Linked DNA regions of Homo sapiens: region 2 is linked to region 1. A link is a contact called in ENCODE Hi-C or POLR2A ChIA-PET data. All regions are on one chromosome and are shown on one strand. Each heading gives the region's core, a stretch centred on a gene start or an enhancer-like site at or near the end of the contact. The rest is flanking DNA. Distances are from core to core; before and after follow the strand shown.

Region 1 (5,690 bases), core at 372-2,871:
ACTCAGGAGCCCATTTGGCTTCACCCAGTGGATCCCGCTTGGGGGCCGCAGGTGGAGCTGCCTGCCAGTCCGCATGTGCTTGCACTCCTCAGCCCTTGGGTGGTCGATGGGACTGGGTGCCTTGGAGCAGGGGGCGGTGCTCGTCGGAGAGGCTCGGGCCGCACAGGAGCCCACGGAGGGGGAGGGGAGGCTCAGGCATGGCGGGCTGCAGGTCCCGAGCCCTGCCCCGAGGGAAGGCAGCTAAGGCCCAGCGAAAAATTGAGCACAGCAGCTGCTGGCCCAGGTGCTAAGCCCCTCACTGCCCGGGGCTGGCCGGCCACTCCGAGTGCGGAGCCGCCGAGCCCACGCCCACCCGGAACTCGCGCTGGCCCGCAAGCACCGCGCGCAGCCCGGGTTCCCGCCCGCGCCTCTCCCTCCACACCTCCCCGCAAGCTGAGGGAACCGGCTCCGGCCTTGGACAGCCCAGAAAGGAACTCCCACAGTGCAGTGGCGGGCTGAAGGGCTCCTCAAGCGCGGCCAGAGTGGGTTCCAAGGCCGAGGAGGCGCCGAGAGTGAGTGAGAGCTGCCAGCACGCTGTCACCTCTCACCACTGCACTCCAGCCTCGGCGACAGAGTGAGACTCTGTCTCAAAAAAAAAAAAAAAAACAAGAAAAAGAAAAAAAACTTCTGCGCATCCTTCAGAAAGACTGTCCTCATCTGTTCCCCGCTCTGGACAGCCTGCACTCCCTCCACCCCCGCCCGGGCCAATTGCTGTTAGCGGCTGTGTCTTCTGACTCAGACCTCTGTAATAGCATTCCTGGGTAATACCTGTGTATGTGTCTCCTCAACTATTCTAGGAAGGCAGGGGCCATGGTAATTCGTATGTGTCCCCATCGATTGGCATAGTGAATAGCATAACATAGGCACGGATGGATGGGTCCATAGATGGACCGATGGATGGGAGCGGGTGAGTGAGTGGATGTTAGCTGGGATGGGTGGGTGAAGGAGATGGATAGTCAGAGACATTGGAAAAGGGAACCCTGCGAAGATCAAATGCAAACACCAGGAGGAGCTGACACGCTGCAGTGAAGAAGCGGGAGGGCTGGCCACAGAAGGCGGCACGCTCCGAGTGGAGCAGGTGAGCGGCGCGCACTGAAGCAAGCATCACGCAATTGAACCGCTCACCCACGTGTTCCCCCCCACCATCCTCCTTCCCAGACGGCGCTTCAGCTCATTCCACCGCCCCCAGCAGCCCGGTCGCCCCCACCGCCACTGAGAAAGCAAACAAAGGGGAGGAGACCCCTGCAGGTTCTGGATGCCGAAGGCCAATCGAAAGACTTAGATCCCCTGGAAGGCGGGCGCCTTGGTTTAGGGGGGTCCAATCGGTTTCAAGGGGTTGCAGCGGGGCGGGGAGATGGGCGGGAGGAGTGGGAGCTGGCCCCGCGCGCGGGGGAGGGCTACCAGGCTGGGAAGGAGCGCGAAGGGCTGGGGGCGGAGCCAATGGCCCCGCGTGTCTGCTAGGAGAGGGCGGGCAGCGCCGCGGCGCGCGCGATCCGGCTGACGCATCTGGCCCCGGTTCCCCAAGACCAGAGCGGGGCCGGGAGGGAGGGGGAAGAGGCGAGAGCGCGGAGGGCGCGCGTGCGCATTGGCGCGGGGAGGAGCAGGGATCTTGGCAGCGGGCGAGGAGGCTGCGAGCGAGCCGCGAACCGAGCGGGCGGCGGGCGCGCGCACCATGGGGGAGAAACCCGGGACCAGGTAAGGGAGGTGGGGCCACGCGGCGGGGCATGGGCGGCGGCTCGGGGCGGGGGCTGGGACGGTCCCAGACGAGGGCGCAGCGGAGAGGATCTGGGGGCCGGACGCCTGGGTCCCTAGGGACAGCCATCCGGGGCCGCACGCGCAGGTCCTCGAGGATAATGAGGGTGGGGGGGAAATGCCCGGGCCCCTGCAGAAAGCGAGGCCTGAGGGGGATCAGAAAAACCGGTGTCGGGGTTCTCGCAGGGATGTGGGGCCAGACTACTGGGCTCTCCCGTGCAGGCTGCGATGCAGGGATGGAGGAAGGAGGAGCAGGTGGCTGGCCCCGAGGGGTCGTGTACGGGGAGGCTGGATGCCGGGACGGGGGGGATCCACTCCAGACTCGCGCCAAGCCAATGGAAAGCCTCCTATCCAATATCCCCCAGGTAGTCGCGCTGCCCACACCTGTCCCGAGGGCCGGGTGGCTCCTCACCCAAACTTCTACCTTCCCTTGGGTTGCCAGGAGCAACAGCTTCATCTTGGGGGAGCCGAGTGCGTGGCGACCCTCCCTGAAACTAGATCGTATCCCTCTCTCTGGGGGTGGGGGAGGCAGTATTCACCCTGGGCGCGCGTCCACTCCCCGGATGTTTTCTGTGCAATCGAGGCTCTTTCCTTCCACTGATACCCCGAGTTCTCTTTTTTGGTCTCTAGCAAAATCCACTTCCTGTTGTGACTCAACACCCCCAAGGGGCAAGGGGTGGATGCCTGAGTCGCAGGGGAGCGGGAGCAAAAGACGAAAAGGTTGGGGCTGTAGGCCTCAACTCAGAGGGTATCAGGAATAGGGAATTGGTCCTGAGCTCTGGCTTGCTCTGCAAAACATCATATCAACCCCACTTCCAACCTATAGAGTATGAGAACCCGGGTTTCTGAGCATCAAGTAGACGAGCATCAGAAAGAGATCATCAGAGAGATGATCCGTCTCCTGGATCAGGGTTTAAACATCCCAGAGAAAGGGGAAGTTGCTGACTTGTGGGAGGCCCCTGATTTCCGTCATGTGGTTCAGGGAGTGGGACGGATGGACCAAAGGAGACTGCTAACTTGGCACAATTTCCCTCACCCCCATGAAATTCTGGGCCACAGGAAATGGAGCGAATAGCAGGAAGTGTGAAAGGACATCTGCTTCAGCTACCCCTGCTCCCACTGGGCACCTCCCTGGTCATCCCCACACTCTGCCTCCTTGGCCAGCCTAGTATATGCACGCTGCTCCTCCCCAGCCTGGCAGGAGGTGGCTGGGTTAGGATCCAAAGGGCAAGTGCCTTGCAGCTGCTCCAGGGCAATTGCCCCAGAACCACACTCCAGTTGGCCCACTGATTGTGGCTGTCACAGCCCTGTGCCAGGGCTCCTAATGGGAGGACACCCTGGGACAAAGAGGAAAACCAGAAGCAAAGGGGAGGGAGAGCCTGGATGATGCCACGGCACTCAGCTCCCAAGTTGGGATGAAAGATAGGGTGTTTATTCTAGCGGCTACCATATCGATGTGTATTCTCTTTTATTGGTTAGGAATACCTGGGGCCCTCCATACCCTTTGCCTTACAACCTTTGGACAGCTTGGCTTTCTGGGAAGAAGGGGCAAGTGAAGTTGTAGCAGAAACTGGGCCTATGGTAGAAACCATGTAGGGCCAAAGGCCAGGGTCATTGCTCTCCTATATGCTCCAGCTGTCAGAGCTGGAGACCAGATGGAAAGATGGTTAGGTCTTACCCAGACACTGTGGTAACCTGCCCATTGGGGTCCTCTGGGAATGGGGTGGTAGACTTGGAAGAGGGATGGGCTAGTTGGCAGGATTTCACGTTTCTGCTATCTATCTGAGGATCCTTTCCAGGGATCACTGCTGAGGCAGAGTGGATTGGAAGGAGTAAGGTGGTGCTTCAAAGAACAGGCCCACAATTGGCCAGATCACTGGGGTTGCCAAACACTTCCTTACCCTCCCAGCAATGGGTGGAGTCCAGGCTTAAATTGTTTCAGCAACTGGAAAGCAAATAACCTTCAATTCAACAAACTATTTATGCCAACTGCAGAGACAGATAGTGTAATATTGATCGAGAGGATGGACTCGGAGCCAGACTGCCTTGGTTTCTATTAATTCCCACCATTTACTCCCTCTGTGACCTTGAAACACTTGACCTCTCTCTGCCTCAGTTTCCTCACCTGTAAAACAGAGATATTAGGAGCTCCATCACTGGGTGGTTTTATTTAATTTAATTAATTTATTTATTTATTTATTTTTTGAGACAAAGTCTTGCTCTGTCACCCAGGCTGGAGTGCAGTGGCTCAATCTCAGCTCACTGCAACCTAAGGCCGGGCACGGTGGCTCACGCCTGTAATCCCAGCACTTTGGGAGGCTGAGGCGGGTGGATCACCTGAGGTCAGAAGTTGGAGATCAGCCTGGCTAACATGGGGAAACCTCGTCTCTACTAAAAAAATACAAAATACAGGCCAGACACAGTGACTCAAGCCTGTAATCCCAGCCTTCTGGGAGGCTGAGGCGGGCGGATCACTAGAGGTCAGGAGTTTGAGATCAGCCTGGCCAACATGGGGAAACCCCATCTATACTAAAAATATAAAAATTAGCGGCCGGGCGTGGTGGCTCACGCCTGTAATCCCAGCACTTTGGGAGGCTGAGACAGGTGGATCACGAGGTCGGGAGATTGAGACCATCCTGACTAACACAGTGAAACCCCATCTCTACTAAAAATACCAAAATTCGCCGGGCGTGGTGGTGGGTGCCTGTAGTCCCAGCTACTCGGGAGGCTGAGGCAGGAGAATGGCGTGAACCCGGGAGGCAGAGGTCGCAGTGAGCCGAGATCGCACCACTGCACTCCAGCCTGGGCGACAGAGTGAGACTCCGTTTCAAAAAAAAAATTAGCCAGGCATGATGGCAGGCACCTCTAATCCCAGCTACTCAGGAAGCTGAGGCATGAGAATCGCTTGAACCCAGGAGGTGGAGGTTGCAGTGAGCTGACAGCGTGCCACTCTACTCCAGCCTTGGTGATAGAGTGAGACTCCATCTCCAAAAAAAAAAAAAAAATACAAAACATAGCCGGGCATGGTGGCTCACTCCTGTAATCCCAGCTACTCAGGAGGCTGAAGCAGGAGAATCACTTAAACCTGGGAGGCGGAGGTTGCAGTGAGCTGAGATCGCACCACTGCACTCCAGCCTGGGCAACAGAGTGAGACTCTGTCTCAAAAAACAGAGTATTACAAGAGATGACACATTTGAAACACTTGGAACAGTGCTGGGCATGGAGTAGTCACTCTGAAATGTTAGCAGCATTACCATCTTCATGATATGGCTGGCATTGTGCTGGAGATGCCTAAATTAATAAGGCCTCTGAGGCTCACAGTCTGAGGAGGGAGGGAGCTAACTATCCTTGTGTGCTACCACACCACAAGTAAAACATAAACAAGGTGTGACAGGAACCCAAAACAAGGAGCGACCAGGGTCTGGGCTGGGTCAGCTTCCTAAAGGCTGGGCCTTAAAAGACAAATAGGCTTTTAAGCTCTTGAGGTCGGAGTTGGGGACAGTTGGAGGTGAGTAGAGTCGAACTTGGGTAGGGCCTGTGGTAGAAACTATCTGAGGGCCAAAGGCCAGGGTCATTGCTCTCCTATATGCTCCAGCTGTCAGAGCTGTAGACCAGATGGAAAGATGGTTAGGTCTTATCCAGACACTGTGGCTACCTGCCCATTCGGGTCCTCTGGGAAGAGCCTGGGTGGTTCCTAGGGCAACCAGTGGCCATTACTGGGGAGGGAAGGGGACGAATGAGGGTGGACAAGACAAGGGGCATTTCCCCTTGCCACCACGTTAGAAATAGGAAGGACCTTCCGGGAAGAAGGGTTCCCCTTGCCACCACGTTAGAAATAGGAAGGACCTTCCGGGAAGAAGGGTTCCCCTTGCCACCACGTTAGAAATAGGAAGGACCTT
Region 2 (5,690 bases), core at 348-2,847, 340 kb after region 1:
GTTATGAAAATGACCTTTCTAGGAGGAAGGAAAAGCTCCTTGCCCCTTATAGAAAATCAAAACAAACTGAAACCCAGTTTTAGCGGGCCAAGATACAGAATAAGTCAAGATTTAACTTAAATTTTATGGCCACTGGTATGTAAAAATTTCCCCACCTTATTTCTTGTCCTTCTGAAAAACAAAGGCTAATGACTAACCCAGGGCCTTGCATTCTCTAACCATTTCTTTTCTTCTTCTTCTTTTTTTTTTTTTCTGAGATGTTGTCTTACTCTTGTTCCCCAGGCTGGAGTGCAATGGCGCGATCTCTGCTCACTGCAACCTCGGCCTCCTGGGTTCAAGCAATTCTCCTGCCTCAGCCTCCCAAGTAACTGGGATTACAGGCGCACACCACCACACCTGCTAATGTTTGTATTTTTAGTAGAGACGGGGTTTTACCATGTTGGCCAGGATGGTCTTGAACTCCTGACCTCAGGTGATCCACCTGCCTCCGCCTCCCAAAGTGCTCGGATTACAGGCGTGAGCCACCATGCCCGGCCACATTTTCTAACCATTTCAATCTGCATCCAAATTCTTTGGTTTAAAGGGTTTTTTTTTGTTTTGTTTTTTGTTTTGTTTTGTTTTTAAATGGAGTCTTGCTCTTGTCATCCAGGCTGGAGTGCAATGGTGCGATTTCGGCTCACTGCAACCTCCGCCTCCTGGGGTCAAGCGATTCTCCTGCTTCAGCCTCCCGAGTAGCTGGGATTACAGGCGCCCACCACCATGCCCAGCTAATTTTTGTATTTTTAGTAGAGACGGGGTTTCACCATGTTGGTCAGGCTGGTCTTGAACTCCTGACCTCAGGTGATCCACCTGCCTCGGCCTCCCAAAGTGCTGGGATTACAGGCGTGAGCCACCGTGCCTGGCTGGTTTAAATGTTTTTAATTCCACAGGGTGAGGTGGATTTTCTTAGGATGAAAGAGACTGAGGTGCTGAAGTGGGAGGTGGAGAAATAACACAAATAGTGGAGTGAAAGCTGGGCTACAACCCAGTGGAGGGAAAACAAACATGTTCCACATGGATTTCCACCAGGCATGGTGGCTCATGCTGTAATCCAAGAACTTTGGGAGGCCGGGGAGGGAGGATTGCTTTGAGCCCAGGAGTTCGAGGCCAGCCTGGGCAACATGGCAAAACCCCATCTCTACAGAAAAAAAATGCCAGGAGCGGTGGCTCACACCTGTAATCCCAGCACTTTGGGAGGCCGACGTGGGCAGATCACGAGGTCAGGAGACCAAGACCATCCTGACCAACATGGTGAAACCCTGTCTCTACTAAAAATACAAAAATTAGTTGGGTGTGGTGGTGGGCGCCTGTAATCCCAGCTACTCGGGATGCTGAGCCAGGAGAATGGCTTGAACCCAGGAGGCGGAGGTTACAGTGAGCTAAGATCATGCCACTGCACTCCAGACTGGTGACAGAGGAAGACTCTGTCTCAAAAAAAAAAAAAAAAAAAATTAGCCAGGTGTGGTGGTGTGTACCTATAGTCCCAGCTACTCAGGAGGCTGAAGCAGGAGAATCGCTTGAGCCCAGAGGTGGAGGTTGCGGTGAGCTGAGTTCACACCACAGCACCCCAGCCTGGAGCCTAGGAGTTTGAGGCCTCAGTGAGCCCAGATCGCACCACTGCACTCCAGTCTGAGCAACATCCTGTCAAAAAAAAAAAAAAGAAAAGAAAAAAGAAGTAAACATGTTTCTTTGATTTCAATTGTCTATTAACCACAATGAAAGCCTGAAGCTCAAAGCAGCTATTCTTTTGCCTGTTTTTGCTCCCCTACACCACTAATAATTTCTGTTATAGAAACTTTGACTATTTTAAGGCTCCCGGTTATAGCTGTGCTTCTTTTCACAGAGCCTACATCTGGCACCAGACAGAGGCCTGCAGGGAAAGTGAGCCTTCTCAAGCCCTGCATTCTTTCAAAGAGGGGACAAACTACAGACACTCATTTTGGGTGTCTTCCCAGGCACGGGTGCTGAAATTATCCTCTGTTCTGGTGTGGGGCAAGGGTGGGATTGGAGGAAGCTGCCTGGGCAAGCGAGGTCCTCCTCACGCTGTTGCTTGTCACCTTTCAAGGGCATTTATTTTGCTTCTGGTCTGATAAACAAATAATAAGATTTTCCGTGGAGGACTGGACAATCAGAGGAACTTCAAGAGGAGGGGCATATTCCTGCCTTTGGGACACGAGGAAGGAAAGGAGAAAGGAAAAGATAGACTTAGAAAGCTTCACTGCAGGCCAGATGCGGTGGCTCAAACCTGTAATTCCAGCACTTTGGGAGGCCGAGGCAGGTGGATCACCTGAAGTCAGGAGTTCGAGACCAGTGAAAACCCGTCTCTACTAAAAATACAAAAATTAGCCGGGTGTGGTGGCAGGCATCTGTAATCCCAGCTATTCAGGAGGCTGAGGCATGGAATCACTTGAACCTGGGAGGCGGAGGTTGCACTGAGCCGAGATCTTGCCATTGCACTCCAGCCTGGGCGACAAGAGCAAAACATCGTCTCAAAAAAAAACAAAAAAACAAAAACAAAAACAAAAAAAACCACAGCTTCGCTGTGCATCCTTGAGCTGCTTTTCTATTTCAGTTGAATGCATATTGCAGTTTATCATGATCACATGCAAGCGCTGCCCTACAGCTGGGCGGTGAGTTCAGAGCGATTACCATGGAGACTGAGAGAAGATTGCGTATCATCCCCCCAAACAGCATTCCAGCGTGGGAACGCCAAATCCAGATGTGAAGAACACAAACAAACAGTATGCAAAAGTTCAGAAGTTAGACTGTTTTTGAGATTGTGCCATTGGACTACTGAAAAGAGACATAAAGATGCAATTCCAACATATTGTATGATCCTGTTTATATGAAATATATAGAATAGACAAACCTCTAGAAATAGTCTCACCTGTCCAGGCTCAGCTCAGAGTGCCACTCCAGTAAGCACAGACAAGTTAATAAGTCAAAAGATACAGGTTAATCCCAGGCATAGTAGTTCGTGCCTGTAATCCCAGCACTTTGGGACGCTAAGGGGGCGTGGATCACCTGAGGTCAGGAGTTCGAGACCAGCCTGACCAACATGGCGAAACCCTGTCTCTACTAAAAATACAAAATTAGCCGGGCATGGTGGCACATGCCTGTAATCCCAGCTACTCGGGAGGCTGAGGCAGGAGAATTGCTTGAACCCGGGAGGCGGAGATTGTGGTGAGCCGAGATCATGTCATTGCATTCCAGACTGGACGACAAGAGGAAAACTCCGTATCAAAAAAAAAAAAAAGGAAAGAAAGAAAATAAAAGATACAGGTTAGAGACATATCCTATCACTGTGACATTGATAAAGATCATATTGTAAAATGGTGAGGGGGGTGGTATGAAATATTTCATGGGAAATACACATGGCCAATAGACATGTGGAAAAGATGCTCTCCCTGACTGTATATATCAAAGAAAGGCAAATTAAGACATCAGTAGGATACCATTTCTCACTTGAAAAGAAAAGAATATTTTAAAGGCCAGGTGCAATGGCCCATGCCTGTAGTCCCAGCACTCTGGGAGGCTGAGATGGGCGGATCGCAGGAGCCCAGGAGTTCGAGACCAGCCCAAGCAACATGGCGAAACCCCATCTCTACAAAAAATAAAATTTAGTTGGGCATGCTGATGTGCACCTATAGTCCCAGCTACTCAGGAGGCTGAGGTGGGAGGATCCCTTGAGCCCAGGAGGTTGAGGCTTCAGTGAACTGGGGTCACACCACCGTGCTCCAGCCTGGGTGAAAGAGCGAGACCCTGTCTGAAAAAAGAAAAATAATACTTTTCAGATAATTTGATTGGTTGGAATTCAGTGAAAGAATCTCAAACCCTGCTGCTATAAATTGGTAGATGAAGGAGGAATTCAGTTACCAGAAGAGGAACAGAGGCACTGGGTAGGTAAAAGCAACAAGGGCTCATTACAAAGCTTTTCTTATTTTGGTCTTTTTTTTTTTTTTTTTCCTGGATAAGTCTCTTGAAATAGAATTATTGGGTGAAACTGTATGACATAGCTGAGGCTCTTGTAACAGACTGCCAAGTTTCTTTCACAAATGGTGATTCTAATATTCCTTTGCATTAGCAGTACAGGGGTGTGCCCCATGCCACCACTCAAAAACAAGCTTTGAAAATGAAAGATAGGCCAGGCACCGTGGCTCAGGCCTGTAATCCCAGCACTTTGGGAGGCCGAGGCGGGTCGCTTACCTGAGGTCAGGACTTCGGGACCATCCTGGCCAACATGGTGAAACCCTGTCTCTACTAAAAATACAAAAATTAGCCGGGCGTGGTGGTGGGCGCCTGTAACCCCAGCTACTCGGGAGGCTGAGGCAGGAGAATCGCTTGAATCAGGGAGGCAGAAGCTGCAGTGAGCTGAGATCACGCCACTGCACTCTGGCCTGGGCAACAAGAGCGAGACTCCGTCTCAAAAAAAAAAAAAAAAAAAAAGAAAAAAAGAAAAGAAAATGAAAGACAAAATAACACCTATAAGCCAAGTGAATAAAGGGCAACAGGACTACAGATTTTTTTTTTTTTTTTTTTTTTTTTTGAGACTGAGTCTCGCTCTTGTTGCCCAGGTTGGAGTACGGTGGCGTGATCATTAGTCAACACAGCCTCGACCTCCCAGGCTCAGGCAATCCTCCCACCTCAGCCTCCCAAGTAGCTGGGACTACAGGCGTTGCATTACCATATCTAGCTATTTTTTTGTTTAGAAGGATCTCACTCTGTTGCCCAGGCTGGAATCCAATGGTACGATCTCAACTCACTGCAACCTCTTCCTCCCAGGTTCAAGGGATTCTCCTGCCTCAGCCTCCCGAGTAGCTGGGACTATAGGCATGTGCCACCATGCCTGGCTAGTTTTTGTATTTTTAGTAGAGATGGGGTTTCACCATGTTGGCCAGGCTGATCTCAAACTTCTGACCTCAGGTGATCCGCCCACCTCAGCCTCCCAAAGTGCTGGGATTACAGGTGTGAGCCACTGCACCCAGCCAACCAGCTAATTTTTGTAGAGACAGGGTTTTGCCATGTTGCACAGACTGATCTGGAACTCCTGGCTCAAGTGATCCTCCTGCCATGACCTCCCAAAGTGCTGGTCAGATCTCAGCTTGGACACTACACCAAGCCACGAGGAGGTCTCCGGATTTTTGTGCCTCATTTTGGGCAACTGCTAAATGAGGGGCTTGGACTGGCTGATTTTTAAGTTTCTTGTGGCATTAATATTTTATAACTCTATAATAACAGCTTCTCTACAGCTTTGAAAGGTTTGGAACAGAGGAAGAATACCTGACATTTATTTGTTGCCAGGAGCTAGGACAAACTGATACTCAGCGGAAGGAGTCCTGAGAATAAAGAAGTGCAGAAAATGGCTGGTGTCAGTCCACAGATGACCAGACTCGTTCACTGGGACATGTAAGACATCCTTTAGGGGTTTGCACAAATAGCTGGTGAGTACTTTGTCTGGATTTGTGGGTCTACACTGATGAGTGGGGCCAAGAGCCAGAGACACAGAAGCTATGTTTTTGTTTGTTTGTTTGTTTGTTTTTTGAGATGGAGTTTCACTCTTGTTGCCCAGGCTGGAGTGCAATGGCGTGATCTCGGCTCACCACAACCTCTGCCTCCTAGGTTCAAGTGATTCTCCTGCCTCAGCCTCCCGA

The links. Hi-C counts contacts between places; a loop is a spot of excess contacts on that map. ChIA-PET counts read pairs that join two places held with the same protein, here RNA polymerase II (POLR2A). Pooled maps may share reads with other maps.
Region 2: a loop to region 1 is called in a pooled map, with 3 times the contacts of the local background. The contact joins the enhancer-like site here to the promoter of ARRB2 in region 1. A Hi-C loop is called at or near these places in 1 of 37 single-sample maps with no recorded cell type and 8 of 50 pooled maps. POLR2A ChIA-PET finds 5 or more read pairs at or near these places in 5 of 52 experiments (AG04450, GM10248, OCI-LY7 and 2 more).

Annotation. Positions count from the first base shown.
Region 1 is chr17:4,709,011-4,714,700 of GRCh38, forward strand. It overlaps ARRB2 (arrestin beta 2), which reads left to right and starts at 1,622. Exons shown (of 15, transcript NM_004313.4): 1 at 1,622-1,734. The coding sequence starts at 1,712. RefSeq lists an enhancer at 1,240-1,409 and a silencer at 1,339-1,868.
Region 2 is chr17:5,047,779-5,053,468 of GRCh38, forward strand. It overlaps LOC105371501 (a long non-coding RNA gene), which reads left to right. Exons shown (of 4, transcript XR_002958101.2): 4 at 5,341-5,604. Among named protein-coding and RNA genes, the nearest start is that of SLC52A1, 15 kb to the left of the region's middle. Within about 2 kb of position 1,598, at least 11 of the 41 ENCODE cell types and tissues checked have a DNase peak (open chromatin) inside an H3K27ac peak, as active enhancers do; they include OCI-LY7, where a contact is called at or near this core.